2 separate regions of the Homo sapiens genome follow, and region 2 is linked to region 1. The links are chromatin loops, found by intact Hi-C in ENCODE. Cell type or tissue: gastrocnemius medialis. All regions are shown on one strand. Links, peaks and the distances in the headings refer to the core of each region. The heading gives the core; the rest is flanking DNA.

The links. A loop is a pair of places that touch in the nucleus more often than their neighbours do. Peaks named below come from ENCODE experiments on the same cell type or tissue, not always from the same donor. Only the 100,000 strongest peaks of a DNase experiment are listed, where the experiment ranks them.
Region 2: a loop joins it to region 1, with 4 times the contacts of the local background. A loop is called at or near these places in 1 of 110 quality-filtered maps.

What each region holds. Positions count from the first base shown.
Region 1 is chr5:150,243,969-150,246,863 of GRCh38, forward strand. It overlaps CAMK2A (calcium/calmodulin dependent protein kinase II alpha), which reads right to left. Exons shown (of 19, transcript NM_015981.4): 13 at 1,193-1,233. Among named protein-coding and RNA genes, the nearest start is that of CAMK2A, 44 kb to the right of the region's middle. In gastrocnemius medialis, for the core only: no CTCF peak of the experiment used is centred there; DNase peaks (open chromatin) are centred at 453 and 1,633; H3K4me3 peaks cover 1,459 bases; H3K27ac peaks cover 2,428 bases.
Region 2 is chr5:150,179,036-150,181,930 of GRCh38, forward strand. All of the region lies in intron 1 of CDX1 (caudal type homeobox 1), which reads left to right. Among named protein-coding and RNA genes, the nearest start is that of SLC6A7, 9.6 kb to the right of the region's middle. In gastrocnemius medialis, for the core only: no CTCF peak of the experiment used is centred there; DNase peaks (open chromatin) are centred at 1,316 and 1,736; H3K4me3 peaks cover 373 bases; H3K27ac peaks cover 2,500 bases.

The sequences.
Region 1 (2,895 bases), core at 99-2,598:
TGCCTCCCCAGTCCAGTACCTTTGGGATCTAAAGAGTTCAATTTGAAAACCACTGTCTTGGACTAATAACCAAATAATTATGTATTCCTCTAGCACCCAAGATGAGAAGGGAGAATGATTAGATAGGATTTTATTGCTTTTTTTGTTTGTTTTTAAAGCTGCAATCTTGGAAATGATCATCAAATCCACACCCCACTCGTTGTACTTAGGGGAAAATTCAAGCTGGGAGGAGAAGGCTAAGTACAGAGGGGAGACCCAATCCTGGCCTTGGACATCTAGCCCAGACTCCCTCGCATGCAACCTTGACAGACCAAAACCAGCGGCCAGAGACCATAAATGCCTCCTTAGACAAAGCCATCAAGCCACCAGCACATCTGGCTGTATTCATACAGCATCCCACACCTTCCAATGTCCTGGGCACATCCCAGCCCTGGGGCCCTCGCCAGGCAGGGCTCTGAGCCCAGAAAAAGGCAGGGTCTCAAGAGAGGATAAGATCGAGTGGCAGAGGAGGAGGGAACTGCAGAGAGCAGGGGACCAGGCCCCAGAGAGCAGAGGGAGAAGAGAGAAGAGACGGGAAGGAGGACCGCAGGATGTGGAGGGACCACAGGGTAACTCGGGCTCTAGGGGTGGGACAGGGCAGGCCCTTGGAGCCGGGAGGGGATTTTGGAACTGAACCAGCACCAGCAAGCCTTGCCGGGAGGGGGCACCTTGGAACCCAAAGCCAAGAGGAATGGCTGTCCATCCTCCACGAGCTTTCTGGGTGGAACTAAGGTGTACAGCGGGGCAGGGGCCCGATCCAGCCCACACATAGGCAGGACGGAGGTCACCCCTCATGACCATTTCTGTCCTCTCCTTGCACCCTCTCTTGCACACCAGCTCTCCAGCCTCGGAGAACCACAGAAATCTCCTTCTGACCTGCCCCTTTCCTTGCGCCTGCCCCCACCCCAGCACACCTGTCACTTCCACCCTCCTCCAGTCCCCCCTCTCCCATCTGCCCCCCAACAGTCACGGCGCAACGGTGGGCACCAAAGCCTAGGTCGTGGGTCTGGAGACAGCCTGGCCACAAATGTGGCCCACGTCTGCCCAGGACACCATCAGCAAGGCCCGGGTCTTGCTCCAGGCCTGAAAGCCGGTCTCTGTTGGCAGAAACGCTGCCAGAGCCAAGCCCTGCCAGGCTCCTGGAGGGGCTTACCTTCACACCATCGCTCTTCTTGTTTCCCCCACTCTTCCCTCCTGTGGAGGAGAAAAAGTAGAGGGTTAACAACGCCAGGCAGGGCACCAGGGCCCACAGGGCGAGGACGAGCAGCATCCACACGCAGCCGGAGGGCAGACTGCAGGGAGCAGAGCTGGCCCAGCGATCCTGGGGGAGGCCTCCTCCTCCTCCTCCTCCTCCTCCTCCTCCTCCTCCCTCCTTGGAGGCCCAGGGACTGCCTGGGTTCCCCGCCTTCTCAGCAATCTCAAGCGTAACCCTCTGGCTTCATGGGTTGAGGGAGGTGTCCAACATGTCCCAGGACTGTGGGCTGCTGTTTCAGCCCGGGGATTCCCTCTGAATCCCTGTCACCACCGTGCTGGCGGTGGCCAACCCGAGGTCTGGCTGCCTGGCCCCAGGCTGGACACGCCCTCCCCACCCTGGCCCTCTCTAATTTTAGCCCCATGCTGCTGCGGAGGTCATGTGTCAGCCCTGCCTACTCACTCCGGACAGCTGCAGGCTGCGTCTTGCCAGTGACAAGAAGCAGATGCCCCCACTGGGGCCCACCCTGCCAGAGCACCCATCCCCTGCCTCTCTCCTCAGGCCATATAGGCCTCCCCAACCTCAGACTCCAGAGCCCCATATTGGCACTGGCTATGGCCCGGGTGGCAGGGACAACCAGAGCAACAGCTCTTTGGGGGCTTCCCCTGCTGTCATTTCCCCTTACCTCCCTCCTCACCTCCTGGCCAGAGCCCTGGAAGTGGGCATCAGCCAGGAAATGGCCTGAATGTCCAGCCCTGCCCACAGGCATCCGGCTGCTTCAGACTTAAGCAAATACCTTAAATGAAACAAGGTATCTGTGAAGTACTTAGCAAAGCACCTGACCCATAAGCCGCACATGCTCAGGAAATGGTAGCCATGATAAGACTTCTCCTGGTGGCCTTGAGAGGGGGAGTTGGGAGGAGGGTCATATGAGCCACTGATGCCCCAGGGGCTCTGAGGCATGGGGCTCATGGCAGGTCACCTTCCCAGTCACCCCCACATTTCCACCTATGACCCCTTCGAGGCTCTCATTCCAAGTTCCCTACTTGCAAACCAAGGCAGGGGCCACCTCTGGATCCCGAAGCTGACAGGAATGGCTGTCCATTCACCACAGGCTTTGGAGGGTTGGACTAGGATGTGCAGTGGGGCAGGGGGAGTGCTTTCTCCTCGAGCCTCAAGGTAGACGCCCCTCTCAGCTCCAGCCTACTGTCACAGGATCGTGGGTCCAGTGAGGCCACAGCGTCTAATTTTCAAGAGACGACAGCAATCTGGGGTTTTCTATGAAATTTCCTAATTTTTAAGTGTTAGAAACTCATTCAAAAAAATTTTTAAAACACCCCTACCTCCACAAAGCATATCAAGAGATTCAATCCAGCTCACAGGCCGCCATTTTGTGAGCTCAGGACTAGAGTTCTTTAGGGTGCTTCAGTTGTTAAAAAAAGACTCTGACTATCTGGGTAGCTCATCTTTCAGTTTACGGAATGGCAGGATCCTTGTCCAGGGAGAGGGTGGGAAGGCAGTTTAACGAGGTAGGAAAAGCCCAGTCAGAAGTTCTAGTATCTGCCCACCTCTGGGTCTCACTCCTCCCAACTGGTTACATGGGCAGGTGGACCCACTCAATGCAGCCAGCTGCCCCCTTCTCAGAGCTGCCCTCTTGCTGTGGT
Region 2 (2,895 bases), core at 214-2,713, 65 kb before region 1:
AGCTCTTGGTCGGATCAGTTACTGGAAGTGGGATTCTTCGGTCAAAGGGTATGTGCCTGTTAAATGAGGCTAGATATCGCCAAGTTGGGCGCTAAGGAGGATGTTTCAGTTCTCACTCCTGGAACAGCATATGGGATTCCCTGGTTTCTGAGCCACACGGTGTGATAGCAAACATTTTGTTCTTTGGCAGAGCCATTTTCTTGCACGAAAATTGTGTGTTTCAAGCAGCTCCACCAGAGAGAAGTTGGCCAATGGGTTCCTGAGCCCACCAGCTCCTCTCCAGAGCCCAGAGAGGAGTGACAAGGCCTGTGGGCCAGGTCTTCACTGGCAGCCTTGCCAGGAGAGAGAGGAGTAATTGTGCAGCTAAACCCTATCTCCATCTGGTCTCACTCCTGACCCCCTCCCTTGTGGAAGAGCTGGGCCTGAGGTCAGAAACCTGAGTCCTGGTTCATACCATGACCAGTCAGGACAGCCCTCTGCAAGTGCCCTTTCTGAGCCCATTTCCCCCCACCTATGAAATGGCTCTCATGGGTCTGGGCTTGCTCGTCAGAAGAGGCAGGAGTGGGTGCTAGGACTCTAAGGAAAAAGCACCTTCAGGACCACTGCCTGTCATCCCTAGGCGAAGGTCTGGGTGGGCAGGGAGCCTCATGCCCTACCTCAGGCCTGTCCTCCTGGGGGTGGCTGTGAGTCCTCTGGGCATTTTAAGGGCCCCCAGCCTGGGGCTCTCAGTAGCCTTCCCTCACCATGGTCTGGGCTCTCCTTTCCCAGAAGTAGCAATGGAGGGGTGGTCTGCTATTTAAGCTTCTGTTACCAACACTTTGGGGGCTCCATGGCAGGCTCAGTGGGCCCTAAATTTGGCAGCATGCGGAATTGTACCCTGGAGAGGCAGCAAGAGCTCTAGGGCATGGGGCATGGCCTTGGGCAGGCCCGTGCCTGCCTGGGCCTCAGTGACCCTGACTACACAGGGAGGTAGGACTGGAAGGGCTCACCAGGCCTCTTCTTTGGCCCTCCAGCTGCCATGCAACCATTGTGAACCCCGATCTCTTCCTCAGTAAAGTGCGAGGAGACTAAACTCTCACAACCGCTTCCAGCTTTAGCCCAGTGAACCCAATGGGTCTGTGGATTCAGAGCCATGTTGGCCTCCAGTGCTGGTGGCATTAGGCAGAACTGTTTTTGAGCCGGCGTTGCATTTTCTAGGCCAAGGAGGGGCCCAATCTGGAGCCAAGGCCTGGGCAGCCACTCCCTTATCCCTTTCCTGGGGCCAAACCTGGCTGAAGTCCGAGGCTATCCCGTGCTATGCTGGGCAGCGGACTGAGGTCAGTGGACATGGAAGCGTCCAGTGTGGTTCCTCTGCTCTGGCAGGAAACCCAGGGAAAAGCTGCCCAGGAACATCTGCTGCCTCCCATTCTCCACAAAGCCATTTGGCTCACGGAGAGCCCAGTGGCTGTCCTGCCAAGCTGCGTGGGCTTGGTGGAGGGGGACAGGCGTCAGAATGGGGGCGGGTGAGTGGTTAGTACAGGGGTGCTGAGGGACAGGCAGGGCCAGGGCTGAAACCCAAGAAGATGAAGGCTGGGCTGTGGTGGGGACACTTGCGAGAGGCGGGAGGGGTTGATGGTCTTTCAGAGACCCGCCATGCCCTGGTGGGAGCGTGTGCGGGTCTGGAAGTGCTTGCGTGCGCCTCCTATTTATAGCCACGTGCTCAGCTTCTTATAAAGGAAACTGGTGCTTAGCCAGGCCCCACACAAGCCCAGGCCAAGCATGACTCTTAGTATTCTCTCCAGACAGACCTCTGATCCCAGTCCCAAAGAAAGTCCTGACATTAACCTCAGCTGGTCCTCAAATCCAGCTCTGGGCCCCAGGCTGAGCCTCATAAAGAAGCCAAGGCACCGCCCTCTCTCCTGGGTTACGGCAGCTCTCCCTGCACTTCCCCTTCCTCTTGCAAATCTGTTCTCCATGCAGTAGCCAGAGTAATATTAAAACCTACATCAGACTTCATGTCTCCTCTGCTCAGAATCCTGCAATGGCTCCTGTCCCAGACAGAGGAAAACCCAGAGTCCCTCCCCTTGTCTCCTGTCCCGTCCCCCTTCTCACTGCACCTCAGCTCCACCAGCTTCCTCACAGCTCCTCACTGTCAGACAGCAGGCAGACAGCAGGCATGCCCCACCTCGGGGCCTTTGCACTTGCTGTTCCCTCTGCCTAGAAGCCTCTCCCCAGATGTCTGCATGACTCTTTTTTTTGTTTATTTTTCTTGAGACGGAGTCTCACTCGATCACCCAGGCTAGAATGCAGTGGTGTAATCCTGGCTCACCACAACCTCCACCTCCCAGGTTCAAGCAATTCTCCTGTTTTCCCGCCTCAGCCTCCTGGGTAGCTGGGATTACAGATGTATGCCACCACGCCCGGCTAATTTTTGTATTTTTTAGTAGAGATGAGGTTTCACCATGTTGGCCAGGCTGGTCTTGAACCCCTGACCTCACGTGATCCACCTCCCTCAGCCTCCCATAAAGTGCTGGGATTACAGGTGTGAGCCACCGCGCCTGGCCCTACATGACTCTTTCCTGTACCTCCTTTACACCTTTGCTGAAATTCCCCTTTTCAGCAAGGCCTTCACGGCCCATTCTATTTAAAATCACAGACCACCTCCTCCCTAAATTCCCAGTCCTCCTTCCCTGCCTCCTTTTCTTCTGAAACACTTATCAACTAGTGTATCAAATATTTTATGTTTATTTTTCTTTTCATCATCTCCCTCCCCTAGAAGCTAAGCATCACGAGGGCAGGGGTTTTATTTTGCTCAGTGCTGTAGCCCAGAGCTTGGCTCACAGCAGGAGCTCAGTGAGGATCTGTGGGATGAGCTGCATCTCTCCTGCCCGGTGCCTGGACACAGGGGGATGTGTG